2 separate regions of the Homo sapiens genome follow, and region 1 is linked to region 2. Evidence: chromatin loops called from intact Hi-C (ENCODE). Cell type or tissue: psoas muscle. All regions are shown on one strand. Links, peaks and the distances in the headings refer to the core of each region. The heading gives the core; the rest is flanking DNA. Region 1 overlaps TNPO1 (transportin 1). Region 2 overlaps PTCD2 (pentatricopeptide repeat domain 2).

What was found. Hi-C counts contacts between places; a loop is a spot of excess contacts. Peaks named below come from ENCODE experiments on the same cell type or tissue, not always from the same donor. Only the 100,000 strongest peaks of a DNase experiment are listed, where the experiment ranks them.
Region 1: it touches region 2 in a loop (3.0-fold over the local background); 13 of 110 quality-filtered maps call a loop at or near these places.

Annotation. Positions count from the first base shown.
Region 1 is chr5:72,837,080-72,846,470 of GRCh38, forward strand. The region is part of intron 1 of TNPO1 (transportin 1); the gene reads left to right. Among named protein-coding and RNA genes, the nearest start is that of TNPO1, 25 kb to the left of the region's middle. In psoas muscle, for the core only: no CTCF peak of the experiment used is centred there; no DNase peak of the experiment used is centred there; H3K27ac peaks cover 6,516 bases.
Region 2 is chr5:72,350,201-72,359,591 of GRCh38, forward strand. It overlaps PTCD2 (pentatricopeptide repeat domain 2), which reads left to right. Exons shown (of 10, transcript NM_024754.5): 9 at 2,441-2,554; 10 at 8,003-9,391. The coding sequence ends at 8,227. Among named protein-coding and RNA genes, the nearest start is that of PTCD2, 35 kb to the left of the region's middle. In psoas muscle, for the core only: a CTCF peak has its summit at 5,684 (motif pointing right); a DNase peak (open chromatin) is centred at 5,721.

The DNA.
Region 1 (9,391 bases), core at 934-8,933, 490 kb after region 2:
CATTACCCAATTGCAAAGCCACTTCCACATTTTTAGGTATTTCTTATAGTAGCACCCCACTTCTTGGTGCCAATTTCTGTCTTAGTCCATTCCTGTGCTATAACAAAATATTTTAGATTGGGTAATTTGTAAGTAGTATAATATATTTCTCACACTTCTGGAAGCTGGGAAGTTCAAGTTCAAGGCACCAGTGAATTAGGTGTGCTATGAAATCTGGCTTTCTGCTTTGTAAGTGAAACCTTACAGCATCCTCACATGGAGGAAGGAACAAACACTATTTTCTCACATGGCTGAAGGGGAGCAGCAGGGCCAAATAGATGCCCTCAAGCCCTTTTATAAGGGCATTAATTCCATTCACGAGGGCAGAGCCTTCATGACAATGGCAGTCCAAAGTGCCTTCCAAAGTCCCCACCTCTTAATACTATCGCATTTGGAATTAAGTTTCAACATGAATTTTGGAGGGATACAAACATTCAAACCATAGCATCACTTCATTTAAATGACAAGTTAAACAGTCCATTTTGATACATATTCTTTGATTGTACAAAAATAATCTAAGAAATCTTCATCCTATTGTTATCTGATGGTACGAACTGCCATCAGTAAACCTGGGTCTCAATGACAATTTTAGTTGGGAGTGTAGTGTGCAGGGAACAAACATTAAGTACTGACTATTGTGGTACTTTACGTTCTCAGTTAATCTTCTCATCAACGCCATTTCACAGATGACTAAACTGTGGCTTAGAAGATTGGACAATTTTCCTAAAAAAGACAGCGTCAATAATTAACAGAACTGGGATTTGAGCCAATGAGTGTATGACTCCAGAACCCATGCTTCCTCTACTCCATCAGGAACTAAACTTGTAAAAATTGATTCCCTTTCAAAAGTTTTTTCTGCTATGTCTCTTTTCATAACTGAGATCTGACTAATATATGCCCCTGTTGTGTGTGAGATTTCTATGAAGAAATGTATGGTTAGGTAAAACCTAATGCTAATCAGCCTACTAACCACTTAACTTTTTTTTAACCTTTCTATTTTGCTATCTAAACTGCTCTGATCCTTTTCTCATTCAGCCCTTACCAATAAATACAGTGCTGTGTTCCTTTTTCTGCATACACTTGAAAATGTGAAATACTGAATCCATACATTATACTTAATAAAGGATAGCTTTGGACATAAATAAGACATTCCTGGATCCTTCTCACTTCAGAACTTCAGGAGCAATCGAACGGCAATAAAACAGTATACTTGCAGTTATCAAAATGAGCTATAATGGTTATCCCAGTGTGCTAATTTTTTTTTAATTATCAGCTTGGCTTATCAACTGTTTAGGTATGTCTCACTTTATTAATTTGTAAAGTGGATTCTAAAATATTGAATCATACCTTTTATTAACTTAACAATTTCAGATGTGTTTCACAGGAAAATATTTGGCTATTTGCATCATAGCCTTTTTTTACCAGCTCCTTAAATTCAGTAAGTATAGCTATAATTAGTAACTTTCCTGGTGCTCATATTTTGTCATTCAGTGCCATTATTTTACCTAGAGTACTACAGCTTGTCTCCATCTTTTATGCATGTCATCATATAAATCAGCAAATGTATAATCAGCGTAGAGCAGTGTTACTTGAAGACAAGCTACTCTTTTAATTGATGGTACTTACATATTTAATGAACTATGAATTAAAGGAATAGTTTGGAGTAGTAGAAACATTCGACCAGAAATAGACATTCATTCCAACCCAATTCTTAACATTTACTAGCTGAGCAATTTTTGGCAAGTGACTTAATATCACTGAGACAGTTTCCTTAACTCACAGGGTAGTTTTGAAAATTAAATGAGGTAAAATATGAAAGTACTTTGAAACTTTTTAAGCACTGTGTTTACTTAAAACCACTTGGCAGTGATAAGTCAATGTTCTGAAAGGAAATTTATAATCATGTTATAATACGTAAGGCTTTTAAAAAGCTTTTTTTCTTAAATCTGTGTCACAGAAATGAAAACTATTGGACTAGGGTTAACAATAGGCAGTGACAGTAGTCCATTGAACTACTTAAAAACTAACTCTCCAGTTGAATGTAGCAGTGGGACAATCCCTAGTAAAGCACATTAATAAATCCTATGATACTAAGAGAATCGGACCTAATTATTTTGATTAATTGGTTTTTAATGTGTAGGCTTATTAGAAGAGTTTACTTTTATGAATGACTTAATATTGCCATTTGAAGAAAGATCTAGTTACTCATAAGTTGATTTGATATACAAATGTAAATCATATTTTGCCAGTTAAGGATCATAATTTTCTAGTGTGTGTTGTTATTATTTACTGGAGATAAACTTCCCCCAAAACTTACTTTTCCCAAGTTCTCATTTCTGTCTTACAACTTAAGTGGAACTTCTTACCCATTTTCTGTCACTGTTAAATTACAAAGTAAATAAACATTGTACTTACTAGTCCTTACTAAGAAGTACAAATTATTATGTAACTTTAAATAGTATGTTCTTATGTTTTGGTTTTCATTAAAGACTTTTTTAGTGATTAGTAATGTTTCCCATATTAATCGGTGCAGTCTGTATTCTGTTGTCTTTTTCTGTTTTCTGTTATTTCTAATACAGCTAGAACACCGCTGCTTATTAGAGTAAGAAATAATGGAAATTGCCAGGAGCAGATATATTAATTTAATATAATGGTTCTCAACTGGCTATAAGTTCCCAGTAATTATAATGTGTAGTTAGGGTTGAGAACCACTGATTTAAGTTGCTTAAACATACATGGAGAGTGAGACCAACCGTTAAATCTGTTTTAGAACTCAACAAGGAGTTGATGTTTTGAGGGTGACAATGAGATAACTAAAAGTTAAATATCTGGGAGGTGTTACTCCTATCAGCCTTTTGTTTTCATTAAAAATGAAAAATTTGTGCTCTGAAAAGCAAGGTGCAGTTATCATATCTGAAGTGATTGACCTGAAGTAGACATTCATCAAGAGAGCCGTTGAATTATTGGTGATGCATGGAATAGAAAGGGAAAGAGTTGTATAACGCAGACCGCTCATAGTCTGCCCACTGTTAAGTTCTCTAAGGGTTAGTCACATGTTCGTGGGGTGGCAGAATGAGAATAATATGGCAGAGTAGTAGTTCAGTGCATGGGCTCTGGAGTTGGGTGCATCTGGGCTTGAGTCCTCGCTTTGTTCATTACTGTGTGATCTTGGACACATTGCTTAAGTTCTCTTAAGCCTGTTCCTCTTCTGTAAAATGGAGATAATTATAGTACATATTCATGGAATTAAATGAGATCATGTATTTAAAGAATTTAACATAATAACTGGCACATGGAAGGACCCATTAATGATAACAGGGTTGCTGTTATTAGTAGGCATGGTTCAGACTTTGGAATCACACAGGTTTGGTTTTGAATGCCTAATCTGCCACATACTAGCTGGGCAAGCTACTTAACCTCTCTGAACCTCGGTTAATATAAAATGGAGTTAACATCTACCTCATAGTGCTGTTGTGAATATTAAATGGGCTAAAGTATAGGAAGTGTCTGGTTATAGATTGGGTCAAATTTTGAGATCAAGCTTTCCTTCTTATCACTCAATTTGATACCACACTCTTTTTTTTAATGTTGATTTGTAAACTTTAACTAGCATTTAGTAAGCATGTCTAGTCATCTTCAAAGTTCTTCCAGAAAAGACACTCTAAGCATACATTTATTCAAACTTTCCTTAGTACCTATTTTCCATTTTCTGTGTTCTGTTAATCTCTAAACTCCTAGATGACAATAACTTTGTAATGCCAGAAAGTTAAAATTTTAACGTCTTAGCCTATTTTCAAGTGGTGAACTAGATGATTTACCCATCAGTCTCAATCGAGGATGATTTAAACCCCATGTGCCTAGCACTGTGTAACATGAGTTATGGTCCCTGTCCTTCTAATCTAGTTGAGCTCATTTCCGTAACTAATATGAGCTCAACAGTTAGTTTTGCATTTTTTTCTCTTCCTTCTTGATCCATAACCTCTGGTTTTAGACTCTCTCTCTTTTTTTTTTTTTTTTTGGAGACCGAATTTCCCTCTTGTTGCCCAGGCTGGAGTGCAATGGCACAATCTTGGCTCACTGCAAGCTCCACCTCCTTGGTTCAAGAGATTCTCCTGCCTCAGCCTCCCTAGTAGGGATTACAGGCGCCCGCTACCACACCCAGCTAATGTTTTGTATTTTTAGTAGAGATGGGGTTTCACCATGTTGGCCAGGCTGGTCTCGAACTCCTGACCTCAGGCGATCCACCCGCCTCAGCCTCCCAAAGTGCTGGAATACAGGCGTGAGCCACCGCGCCCGGCTCATTATAGACTTTTTTTTCCACCTCCCAGGTTCAAGCAATTCTCATGCCTCAGCCTCCTAAGTAGCTGAGATTACAGGGGCATGCCACCACGCCTGGCTAATTTTTGTATTTTTTTAGTAGAGACGGGGTTTCACCAGGTCTCGAACTCATGACCTTGTGATCCGCCCGCCTCGGCTTCCCAAAGTGCTGGGATTACAGGAATGAGCCACCGCGCCCAGCCTATAGACTTTCTTAAAGGACTTTCTAGTTCCACTGATAGCTATAATTTAACAAGTTTGTCAACGTTTTGATTCATCATTAGGTGCCTGTAAACTTTTCCTTCTTTCCCTTCATACCTGAACTTTGGTTCAATTTCTCATGAAAGTTTTATTAAATAATTGTATTCTTTAAATAGCATGCTCTTTTTAGATCATTGGATAGCTCTGATTTTTTTTCTCCTTGCTCATCATAGCATTTTTCTGTAAAAAAAAAAAACAGTATAAGAGAGATTTTCTGTGGAAGTCTACATATCTGATTCACATTCAGCAAATGATTCAGCAAATTTCTTAAGCTGTTTTGATTTATCTGCTTGTCAAATAAAAATAATACTTGCTACCTACTTACAACAGAGGGGTGTTGTGAAGATTATATTTAGAATGTTTTTAACTCATTTACTCAATGCTATGAGAATACCTCATTTTTATTATATTGTCATACTATATACATACTACTGGTTTTTTAGATCTATTATGACTTTTATGATGGTGAAGTGTGATTTTACTTTTCTCTTTTACCTCACCACAAAGGTATCAAAATATATGTTCTTTCGTATGCACATGGTTGTATTTATGAGTAGTTTCCCAGTTTATGGAGATTGATGTTTCTTTTGGAAAGGCAGTATATCAGGGGCTTCCAGACTGGACACTGGAGCCAGATTAGTTGGGTTTGAATCATGGCTTTGGCATTTACTAGCTGACCAACCTTAGGCAAGTAACTTCTCTGTGCCTCAATGTACTTATTTGTAAAATGTAATTAATAGAGCAGCATCATAGAGTTGTGAAGTGCTTAGAACACTGCTTGGCACTCAAAAATATTAGCTATCACTATTACTAACAAAATAGTGCATGTGTTTAAGTCTTCAATATTTAAGTACCAGAGTTTTTGGTAGCATCTTGGCTCTCTGTGAAACAGGACTGCCCTTCCCCTAACAAACTGGAATTCCATTTTATATGCAGATTGGACAGTTAGGTCTTCCTATGGCTCCTCCTGCCCTCATTGCAAACTGATGGGTTTTAAAAATCATTTTTATTGAAATATGACACATTCTAAAAATTAACCTAATATTAAAGCTATAGAACAAAAGATGAACCTCTCCTTCCCCATGTCTAGGAGGATTAATTCTTTTCCAGACTTTGATCATGTTTTTTATCAATTTAAACCCCTTTCACAAGCTTTGTATTATCCTTAAGATAGTCCAAGCTTCTTAACATCATCTATGAGGTCCTCCTAGCCTCACTTTTGCTTTTTGATAATTCCTGTTAGATTTCTGATAAAGAGTCACTTCCTCAAGGAAGTCCTTTCTTGACCTCCTAACTGGGTTAGCATAATGTTTTCACAGCCCTTAGTCATTTACCATAGTCATTCTCCACTGAGGCAGTGCTGCTCTCTGGAGGTGTCCTAGTGACTGGGAGGTGCTCTTGTCATTTACTGGGCAGGGCTGAGAGTGCTAGATGTTCACCATGAAGAATTGTCCTAGCTTTGTATGACTTGTAAATGTCTTGTTAGATAGTCACAAAGGTGTAAGAAATCTGTTTATAGATATCAGAGCCAAGAGCCTAACTCAATTTTACATATACATGTGGAACTTTTTGCAGAGTTTTAATATATGTTGAATTTTCTAGGAATAAAAACTATGGCCAGGCAGGGTGGCTCACGCCTGTAATCCCAGCACTTTAGGAGGCTGAGGCGGGCAGATCACTTGAGGTCAGGAGTTCCAGACCAGCCTGGACAACATGGTGAAACCCTGTCTCTGCTAAAAATTCAAAAATTAACCGAGCGTGCTAGCACACACCTGTAATCCCAGCTACTCGGGAGGCTGAGGCAGGAGAATTGTTTGAACCTGAGAGGCGGACGTTGCAGTGAGCCGAGATCGCACCACTGCACTCCAGCCTGGGTGACAGAGCAAGATTCCGTCTCAAAAAAAAAAAAAACAAACCCAAAAAACAAAAAACTACTATGTTATTGAAGGACAATTGTACCTTGTTTTGTTTGGATCTCTACCAAGAGTTGTTTACCATTTTGGGAAATGACGTCACTAATAGCAACATTTCTCACATTCATAGTGATTCAGCATATAGATAGAAACATCTAACTTTGAATTTAGTTGAAATTAGATGGAAAAAATTTTAATTGAACCAGATGGGGGGAAAATGCATCTCTGTCTCCTGGTGGAATGTATTTGCTTTTCTCTCTTTTCCTATTGTACTTTACCATATACTTTATTCATTGACAGGTCATCTGCCTCTCTCACCAAATGAGAACTTAGTGAGGATAAAAACAAACTATATTTTACTTATCTTTGAATCTCCAAAATTCACTGAGCACATGGTAGTTCTACTTAATAGTTACTCAGTTGAATTAATAGCAACAACAATAGCGTTTATTCAACAAGTATTTGTTGAATCGGACTCTGCCAGGCAAAGAGAGTGAAAAGACACTGTCCCTGCTCTCAAGGAACTTGTGATCTATTGCCAGGACAGACCTAGAAATAATTATAATACAATATGACAGTTTCTAGAATGGAAATAGCTATAAACCATAGATCTGTAATGAAAAATACACTTAAGTCTTGTGAGGAGATCTTGGAATAATGACACAGAAGAGAAATAGTATCCAGTATCAATCATAGTGCCAAGAAAGACTCTCAATAAATATTTGGAAAATCAGTGAATGAGGGTAGCTCTAAAGAGTGAGAAGGAGTTTGCCAATTGGTCAGGTTTAAGGAGGGCATTCCCAGCAGGAAATCCCTATGCAAAGGCTCAGAGGTAGGAGAGGTGCAGGAAAAGATGATGGAGCATAAAGTTGGAAGTTGAGTCATAGATAAAATTGTCTTTGAAGGTGATGAACCAGATGATGAAGAGACTTCTTCCATGAAAAGAAGTTAGATTTTATCTTGCAGATGCTAGAAAGCCATTCATTTAACTATAAAACTACTATTTTTCAAATTACACATATTGTGTGCCAGGGACCTATGATCTGCATACAGAGTTAGTATATTCCCATTTTAGGGTTGGGAAACTAAGACTTAGATTAATTAACTTGCCCAGGTTTTCACTGCTACTAAGTGGAAGAACTAGAATTCAAACGTGGTCAGTTGAGTCCATATCTCCAGTCTGCTTTTTAAACTATATTTTACAGACTATCCAACAAGGAAGAAGCTATATATTTTTACTTTCTCTTCAGCCAGTCTGGCTTCTTTACTTCACATGATTCTCAACTGTAGCAAATTCAAAATTTTTATGTAAATTTAAGTTAAAAACTTACTCATGAGTAAGCTCTAGTCTTCTGAAAGTCCAAAATGGTATCACAGTAACTCACCACTTGCAGGCTACTTTTTATTCTGGGGCTGTCTTCTATCTTGTTTTTCAAATAACTGTATTTTGGCTTGTTGAAATGCCTTTTTTTTTTTTTGGTCACCATTGAATGTCATGGGCCAATCAGGCATAAGTTGTAAAGTTAATATTAGTGTAGTATGGAGTATCATCTAAGGGAGCGAAATTTGAAGTACTACTTCCTTTTTTTGAGACATTTAGAAAGCTGAGCCTTCAACATGCAAAAAGAATACTCCAGGTAATATTTAAATTTTATAAGAAAATCCAATATTGATCTTGATATTCTATTTAATTAATATAAATGTAGTTTACTATTTAAATAAATGATTTCTACCTCATATAATAATCCTGATGTGCTTGGTTAGCTTGAAGTACTTCAGATGTTATCTAATTAACCCTGCAATGTCTGGCTACCCCAGGGTATAAGATTCTTCCTTATTTTAATGGCTTTTAAAATATGGTAAGTTTTGGAGATGGATGCCACTGAACTGTATACTTAAAATGATAAATGTTATGTATGTAGATTTTATCACACTTTTTAAAAAGATGTGATAGAAAAGTTCAAAGTGGCTTAAGATCTCTTATCAAGCAGTTATCTGAATCAAATATTCTTGAGAGCCCTTTGTTACAGATAATTTGAGTAAGGTGTGGGGAAACACCTATTCTGTCATCATAGGCTGATCAAATTAAATGTCCTTAATACTAAGCTGTTTGAAAAGAAAACCCTAGTTGACGACAGAAATAAAGAAGGAAGCATGCTATTGGCCTGATATTATGGTACAGCCATCCTCAGGATGGATGTGATAATGAAGATGCCTTTCAGACTTGACTGCTATTGGTCCCTTGCTTTAGTTTCTTGTTTAAAAGGGCAGCTAGGGGGTTGAGTGGGCTATCTGAATGTCACCTCAGCAGGTAGGGTATGCCTGGTAGCAGCTCCAACTCTAATATTACTAAGGCTCAGACTTTAAGTTCCCCATCCCCACTGGTATCAGGGGAAATTAAATTGGCATTGTTTAGCTTCATGAAAATTAAAAGAATGTGCTGGTGGAGATAAAGGAAACATTCATATTGTTGGCGTGTGTGAATTGCGTAACTTTTTGGAAAGTAATTTGGTAATAACTGTTTAAAGTTTTTAAATTCACATACTTTTTGGCCTAATAACCCCACCAGGTTGCCACTATTATGTAGGGACATTGGTACAAGAATTTTTTTGCTGTGTTGTTGGTAGTGGCAAAAAAGTAGAAGCAATCTGGAAGCCAATCAGGAGATGGTTGAACAAATTATGCTCTATCCATTCTCAAGACCAATGTGCATCTATTAAAAGGTGAGTTAAATTGGTATGTATTGGCCCGGAATTATGGCCATGTCATATTAATGTGTAAAAAACGTTGTAGAGTTAGTATTAGTGTAGTATGGAGGATGATCTTAAAAAAAGAGGAAAAATATATGTGAGATTAGAATG
Region 2 (9,391 bases), core at 992-8,991:
TCAGAGATTTTATCCCACTTGTAAGCTAATGAGTTAGCCTGCCCCAGTTTCACGGATGCTAGTGGAGTATACAAGACACAGAGAAATAAAGGACAATTTATTATGTAGCAGTAGCCAGAATATTAGCATCTTTGCATCAGTTTCCTGAGCCCCAGTTCCTGTGGGGAGACATGAAAAGCTCTATGTGCCTCTTGCACACATAGGAAGTTGCTTTCAAGAGAGGAACCCTAAGCTTAGGAAACCCAAATCTCTTATAATGGCCAGTAAGCATGCCTGTCCTTTGCTTTGGATGCAACACTGTGTTTGTTGTCCACAAACATCCTTGAAAAGATAGTCTGGAATAAAAGCAGTCAGTGCTTTTGCTCTCAAGGCATGCAGAAATTTGAGAGACGCATGGAAAGTTGTCTCCCAAAAAGGGTGTGCTCGTGATTTTGCCTGGGCTTTAGAACACTGAATTTAAATTGGGTTCTTTGTATTTAGTTTACCTGGGATCATTTCATTCTGTTCTTCCGAACCAAAGACAACCCCTCATCCTGATAAGTTACTCAACAAATGCAAAATGTTGCCAAGTAGACTGGTAAGAAAACATAGCTGGTTTAATATAAAAAAGGTAAATCTCTTCCAGGAAAACTATCTTTGTAAGGATCAAGAGCCTTAAAAATGTCTCTATGCTTTGACTTGGTAATTTTACTTCTGGGAATCAAGTCTAAGACATTACCAGTTTTTAAAAGTACATATGTGCACATTGTTCAGTATAATAAAGTATGGTATATTTCCGTGATGAATTGCTATGTATGTGTTAAAAATGAGGTTTCTTTTTTCTAATATTAATGCTATGAGGAAATAAATGTCTGTTGTGTAGTAATTGACCAAAAGTAGAATCAAATTTTGGGGATAAGTTAATATATTTGGAAGATTTATACATCAAATTATAAACAGTGGTTGTAACATTGGTTGGTGAGTTCTCAGTTATTCTCACTTTCTTTAAACTTCTTCTTGAATTATACTAGTAAATATTGGTAATTGGGGGGAGATGTGTTCTTTTTTCTTGTGTTAGTTGCACAAGATAGTTGTGCACAAGTTGGTGGAAGATAGGTGGTAGTATCATTCCGAAAGCACACTACAGTACCCAGTTTTGAAAGTTCATTAATAGATAGCGTAAATAGGAGTGCCTCATTAACATTCCAGCCAGCTTCCACTCTGTGCCTGCAGTAACCTGTGTGCCTGCAACTTCCTAAAAACAGAAAACGCTGAAGGTACCATTTGCCCCTAGCCAGTTACTGTTATCCATTTTCACACTGCTATAAAGAATTGCCAGAGATTGGGTAATTTATAAAGGAAAGAAGTTTAATTGACTCACAGTATCACATGGCTGGGGAGGCCTCAGGAAATACAGTCATGGGGGAAGGCGAAGGAGAAGCAAGTGTCTTCTTCACAAGGCAGCAGGAAAGGGAGAGAGCAGGGGCAACTGCCACTTATAAAACCATCAGTTTTCATGAGAACACACTGACTATCATGAGAACAGCATGGGGGAAACTGCCCCCATGATCCAATCACCTCCCACCATGTCCCTCCCCCGACACTGGAGATTATCATTCGAGATGAAATTTGGGTGGGGACACAAAGCCAAACCATATCACTAGTCTTATGAGATTGATTGTCATATCCTCTGAATCTAGAGGATGTAGAAAGGAGGAAACCAGTATTTTTGTTCATTGAGTATCTTCTGTATACTGGTATTTTATTTAATGTTCATAAAACCCAAAATGTGAGATCTAAATCTATTTTCCCCATTTTACAAATGAGGGCATTTAAATTGAAAGATTAAGTACCAGTCCAGAGTCACTTAGCTGGTACTTGCCAGTGTCTAGATTTCAGCCCGAGTATCCAGACACCAAAATCTCTGCCCTCTCCAGTGTTACCCGTAAACAAGTTTTGAAGTTGTAGTATTTTATTTTATTTTTTTGAGATGGAGTCTTGCTCTGTTGCCAGGCTGCAGTGCAGTGCCGCAATCTCGTCTCACTGCAACCTCCGCCTCTCAGGTTCAAGTGATTCTCCTGCCTCAGCCTCCCAAGTAGCTGGGATTACAGGTTCATGTCACCACTCTCGGCTAATTTTTGTATTTTTAGTAGAGATGGGGTTTCACCATGTTGGCCAGAATGGTCTCTATCTCTTGACCTCGTGATCTGCCCACCTTGGCCTCCCAAAGTGCTGGGATTACAGGCAAAGTTGTAGTTTTTGATTAACTATTGGAAAGCACATTTTGGCTCGTAAGTGTACATTTAAAGCACGTTTTTGAACTTGTGTAAGCAAATAAATTAGGAAGTAGGATCAAAGCAGGGTAGGTGCCTATAAATGAAGGCTTATCTAACCAGGTACATTTCTCAGCATTGAGACACTCACTCAGTCTTGGTTTTGCTTGTGTCTTCTTAATATTCAGATTATAATCCATATCCAGTCAAATATGTTGGAAAACCTGATAAAGACTCTAAAAAATGCTGCAGAAGGAAATTTATCAAAATTTGTGAAAAGACATGTGTTCTCGGAGGAAGTGGTGAGTATGCAAGTGCTGCAGAAATCATTTAAAAGTGAAAGGACACTCTTAAAAATGTCCACTAATTTCTCAATTCTAAAGCTTACCTTAAAGAAATTGCCAAATATGGCAGCTTCTCTGTTGTTCCTGTTTTAAGACTTCCATGTATATGTGCAAAGATTTTTTTTTCTTCCAACAGAATATATCCTCTGAAATTCTAGGAAACTTTTCCCTTTTACCTTATTCTTTTCTCCACATTGTATTCATGGGCCCTGGCTCTCTTTTTCTTCTAGATGACGATTTTACACCTTTTTCCTTTTCCCTCAAGCCTTCAATACCTTCTCCTCACTTTTCACTCTCAGTTGATCACTGTATTTCTTGTTTCTTGGAGAAAATAGAAGTAATCAGAAAAGCATGACTGCTACATAGAGAGCCTCTGGCCCCTTGCCCTATATACCCATGATGACTGGATACATCTCTCACACCAGCCTCTTCAGTCATGCACTGGATCCCATCCTCTCTGACCCACTCCACAGCATCAGTCCAGAAGTTGACTCACTCTTTTGGCTATCATCAGTATCCCCTTCCCTGTGGGTCATTCTTGTCAGCAAACAGTAGGATATAGTATCTCTCATCTTAAAAAATAAAAAGAATCTTCTGTACAAATGAAAAGACAGACCATATGTTTAGATAAGAAGACCTAGCCTCATAAAAACTCAGTTTTTTTCAAGTTACTGTGATAATGTAATATGACTCCAATAAAAATATCACTTTGTTTTTTCTGTAAAGGTTAGTTGAAAGAACAAACAAGACTAGCTAGAAAAACCCTGTGAAAGAGGGGCAGTAAGAGTTGCTAGGTCTAGCAGATATCAAAGCATGTTAAAGTTTCTATAATTCAAACTGTGGCTTAGGACATGAATAGGGCAGCTAATGGGACAGAATAGAAAGTCCGGATACAGACCAAATTGCAGATACAAATTTAGTGTAACATAGAGACAAGCATCTCAAATCAATCTAAGTGGATAGACTAGTAAGAAGTAGTACTAGGATAAGTAGAGAGCCAATAGAAAAAGATACAGTTGTATATATTCTTATACCACAAACCAGGATACATTTCAAATGGATGAGAATTTAAATTTTTAAATTGAAATACACAAGTACTAGATATAAACATTAGTAGATTCTTTAATATCCTGGGAGTGGAAAAACTTAGCTTTCAGTCAAAATCCAAATCAGTAAAAGAAGTGATAAATTTGACTAAATAAAAATGTTAAAACCTGTTTTTTCATGTGGCAAAAAGTCTACAAGCAAAGTCAAGAGGTAAGTAATCAATTTTTAATCATACTGACAAAAGGCTAACTAGCCCTAATATTTCAAGAGCTCTTTTTGAGGCCAGGTGCGGTGGCTCATGCCTATAATCCCAGCACTTTGGGAGGCTGAGGCAGGCGGATCATGAGGTCAGGAGATCGAGACCATCCTGGCCAAAATGTAACCCCGTATCTACTAAAAATATAAAAATTAGCTGGGCGTGGTGGTGCATGCCTGTAGTCCCAGGTACTCAGGAGGCCGAGGCACGAGAATCGTTTGAACTAGGGAGTCGAGATTGCGCCACTGCGCTCCAGCCTGGCGACAGAATGAGACTCCATCTGAAAAAAAAAAAAAAAAAAAAAAAAAAGCTCTTTTTGAAAATTCTGAGAAAAGAACCAACAACCCTGAAGAAAAATGGGTAAGAGATGTGGACAGAATTTACTAAAAATGAATTGTGAATGGCCTTTAAACTTTCGAAAAGATTCTCTTGCCCATATCAAGAAAATGCTAAATAAAACTACCCTATGATATTTCTCTTGAATAGAAATCTGCAAGTTTGCCAGCCAACTTGGTTGGTGAGGCTCTGAGGAAATGGGCGCTATCATCTGAGGAAATGCTGCTACAGCGAATACAGATTGGTACACTACAAATACTTTCACCCTTTGACTCAATCCTCCCACTTCTTGGAGTATATTCTAAAAATATACTGGCAAATATAAAGAAGTTGTATGTACAAGGCTATTTGTTGCAATCCAATTTCTAATAACAGCAGACTGGAAAAAAGCCCAAATTTCCATCACTAGACAACTAGTTGTACAAATTAGGGTCTGTTCGTACAAAGGACAGGAAATGAGGAACAGCTACATCATATACTGCTATGGATTACCATTTATATGGATCACTTAAATATGTTTTTAAGTGACAAAAGTAAGATGCAAATGGGTATGTGTAGTATGCCTTAAGAAGGCGGGACCATATAGTTATTTTTATATATTTATGTTTTTGAAAAACACTACGATAAAAAAAACAAAACTTAAGTGGTTATGTTGATTTCTTTTTCAGATCTTTTTTTATAGAAATACTGCTGTTTTTGTATGTAAATTTTGTAACCTGCAGCTTTACTGACTTTATCAGTCCTAAAGGTTTTTTTGATTGAGTCTTTAGGAACCACAGTTAATTATTATGCATATTTCAAAAATGCCAAAGAAGTATATTTTAATGTTTCACCGCAGAAAAAGACACATTGGTAGATGATGGATAGTTTTGTTAGCTTGACTGAATCTTTCTACAGTATACACATAGATTGAAACATCACATTGAACTTTATAAATATACACAATTATTATTTGACAATTAAAGTAATTGACAAATTATTTTTTAAATTTAATTTTAAAAAATTAAGAAATAAAAGTTTTGAAAGTGAAAGTGAGGGACGGAAACATGAGTTCTCCGAATGTACCTTGTTTATGTATTTCATTTAGGAACCATGTAAATGCTTTGCAGAACTGTAAAGCAGAGTTAAATAAAAATGAAGAGAAAAAACAGTTCCTAAAAATTGAAAGTGAAATGAAACAAATGAACCCATGTGTCACATTGATGGCTTAAGTACACAAATTGGAATTCTTGTAGGTCATTTGAGATGTAGTAATTTGTGTATCTCTCATAGCATGTAACTTAAGGTGAAAAACAGAAGTGTAAAGAAATTGTACGTTATTGACAGTGATCATATTGTTAGTAATAATACTGATATTGTCATTTTGACCAACCAAGTGGCCTGTTGGTTGGTCCTCTCTTCCTCCCTCATTTCTCCTGCCTCTCTTTTATAGTTTGGTCCAGGCTGAAGGCTGAGACAGCAGGATTGGCACTAGAGGGCAGTGGCTGCTTCCTCCTCCTGCCACACTGTCGCCTTCCCAGCCCTGTTCCATTTCCTCACTTCCACCCAAAGGCTTCTTCCTTCTGATAAAAGGGAGCTTGTCAGGAAAATGACTAACTGGATATGGTTGATTTAACGCTTCTTTCTATTTGCAGTTTTAGCTCTGTGTAGGCTGTGATCCACCCAACCCTTTTGGAGTAAGTTTAGAAAAGTAGGGAAAGTAGAAGCATGAACAGATTTTAAAGTGCATAGTCACGTGTGTATGTGTACATGTGAAATCCAACTTCCATTTTCTCAGCAGCATTGTTGTTAACAACCATTCCTTAGACCTGAACCATCAATACATTGTCACCCATTTATATGGCTAAAGCACCCGAACAAACTTTATATTGAAAAATACTCATATAAGACTCTTGTACTTAGAAAATGAACCCTCTAGTTCAGTGTCTTCCCTCTGGTTACTGTGGGACCACTCAAGGAACAGCTTGATGAGAAATGGATTGATTCATATAACTCCAGTAGCTTTTGAGCTAGTTCTAAATATATATGTGTGAGATTGCAAGTGGAGTCCTATATTGTAAACGTCTGCATTTTACAAAGTGCATTTAATGCTTATGCCAGCAGTTATTTAAAAAGTGTTATGTAGGGAGATAAGACTATAAACTATCATAGGTGCTATTATACCACCACAGGACTATTGAAAATAATTGCTGATTTATTTCTGTAGTTATGTAACAGAACTGTTACAGTTTTTAGATCAAAATTACCTCCAGCTTGGCATGTTTGCTCTGCTGCTTTTAGAAGCCATATGCTGCACATTAAGTCATTTTCACCTTGAACATGAGGACTAAACAAGCTATTCTTTTTTAAGAACATTAAGAAGTGCTTAAGCTGCTTGTCTGCAGGCATGGTTGGGAGCCATTGTCTCAAAGGAAGATGTGCAGGTGCAAACAGTGTTATATATTTGGAAGAGGTGGAAGAGGGGCAAAGGATTTATTAGGAAGCTTGATCCCAATTAAATTCCATCAAGAAATGTGTTGAGATTGTACCCTTGATAAGGATTGAACTAAGTAAAATGCTGATTTTATTCAGAAAGCAGCTTCACATTCTCCATTCTAGTTCACCCATTTTGGGGGTTAAATACCATCATATACTTGTGACTCTACTACGTATGCCTCTAGCCCAGACCTCTCCTTCATGCCCCAGACTTGTATATCCAACAACGTTCTAGACATACCCATTTAGATGGTTCACAGCCGTCTCAATCAGGTCCAAACAGAGCTCTTGATTTTCCCTTCCAAATCTCGCCTCCCTGTCTTCTCTATCAGGAAATGATAGCACCCATCATCAAGCTATTAAAGCCCCAATTGAGAAGATAGCTTTGACACCTCCCTTTCCTTCACCCATTCAAAAATAAGTCCTTTCAGTGTAAACTCCAAAATATACCTCACATAAGTGTACTTCTCCTTCTTTTCTGTACCTTTCCCAATCTCAACTACCATTGTTTCTTATCTGGGCTATGGTGTGGGCCTCCAGAATAGTCTCCACATTTCTGTACACTCCAGTTCATTCTCTGCAACTTTTTGAACAGAAATGAGATCATTTCCCACTTTAGATGCTCTGATGGCTTTTTTAGAATAAATTTCAAAAAACTTATTGTGGAATATATATAAAGCCTATGTAATTTGGCCCTGCCTCCTCCTGCTCTAATCATTACATTGAACAAAGTTGATTCCACTGGTATATGACCTCCTTTACTTGGTGTGTTTCATTATATATGATGTGTTATTTGAACCCCCCTTTTTTTATATTAGGTATGATTTTCAAGTACTAATTTTGAATTTTGTGTGTAGCTTTTGGAATCCCTCATAGTAATACTGCTGTCTGTGTGCCCCAGTACCCTGGTTTTCACGATTTTAGGTGTATACCATACTTTTTTTTTTTTTTAAGACTCACTCTGTCGCCAAGGCTGGAGTACAGTGGCACGATCACAGCTCACTGCAGCCTCTGTCTCCTGGGCTTAAGTGATCCTCCCACTACACCAACTAATTTTTAAAAAAATTTTTTTACAGACAAAGTCTCACTGTGTTGCCTAGGCTGGCCTAGAAATCCTGTGCTCAAGCAGTCCTCCTGTCTCAGCGTCCAAAATTGCTTAGATTAAAGCATGGGCCACCTCGCCTGGCCTACCATACATTTTTGTTCATGTCCATTTCTTTTTCTTAGGGTTATAGTAAGAATAAGGAAGAAATCTTGCAGAGATGTAATGATGTGTTCTTGCTTTTTTCCAGCTGGCCAAAGTGAGGGAAAAAGTGAAGGATGTGCCTGCCCTTGTGGCCAAATTTGATGAGATCTATGGGACACTGCACATCACTGGCCAGGTCACCACTGATTCTTTGGATGCTGTGCTCTGCCACACCCCCAGGGACAGGAAATCTCACACGTTGCTATTAAACAAGAGGATGGTCAGCCGTCGCACCTTCCAGCCACTCAGCCAGTCCCTGTTGGCTGAGTAACCCTGGTTTCAGTCCACCTATGGATCTGAGGGGCCTGCTTCTAGTGAGTTATTACCTTTCCTAAGAAGCCAGGTATCGCACTTCAGCAGACAGTGTGCTGACACTTGGTCTTCTCCTGAAATTCCCAAATTCACTGAATGGTACCATGCCGATCTCTGAGAAGTTATGTTGCACCACTGTGAAGGTCTAGATGCAAGCTTGGCTCCCTCAGAAAGGCGCTTCCCTTTTGCATGGCTGAGGATCCTTGAAGGAACCTGGTCAGTCTCCGGTTCAGCTTCCGACACCAGAGTGGAACCCAGTAAGCACCATCAGGAATGAATTTCACTACAAGTGTGGATAACTCTGATTTTCAAAGGAGTAGTTACTTGCAAATTACATCCTTGCTGAATTCAGGAGGTATGAAACCCTATTTTACCATGTTAGAAAACAGCCCAGGATTTTCTCATTGCTCTGCCATCATATATGTCTATGACTTGAGCCCTTATTTTTCCATCTGCAAAACAATAATGCCTATGTGTCTTTGCATATAGATTTGAAATCTTCATTCAAGGTTTAGTAGGATCATATTTTCTCAAAAATAAGAGAAATAAGGTTCATAAGGAAACTTGCTGGGATTGTGGTTGTTTTGTTTTCTCAGCAGCACAAACAAAACCAGAATTTAGCCTTTAGGACTGCTGAGTAAGCCAAATTTAAATGACTACTGCTTTGTTCATGGGTAAGCCATGTGCTTTTCAAAATAAGTGCCACTAAAAACCACATAATGCTTTGGTTTCTATGTGGATAATAAATATTTAGTCCTATAGTTTATCTTATTTGTTAATGATTTTTCTCTCTTGAATGCCTCATATTAAAAAAAAATGTGCCATGAGAGCAGTTCAAAGCTGCTTCATACTTATGGTCTCAAATATAGTATGTGTTGAATTTTACCGTGTCTGGTCACCAGTGAGCAGAAGATACACAGTGACCCCACCTCACTTGCTCCTTTTGTTTCAGAAAGCCCAGAGGGTTGCTCAGACCTCAGGAGCTGTCTGCCAAGATTGCTGCAGACTCTTCATTGCCACCTCCAAAACTAAGACTGTTCACTTGGTTGTTGTTCTAAGGCAAGGATTATAGAGTCAGAAATTGTAGACTAGGAGAAGTCTTCTGAGTCTCCTAATTAATTCC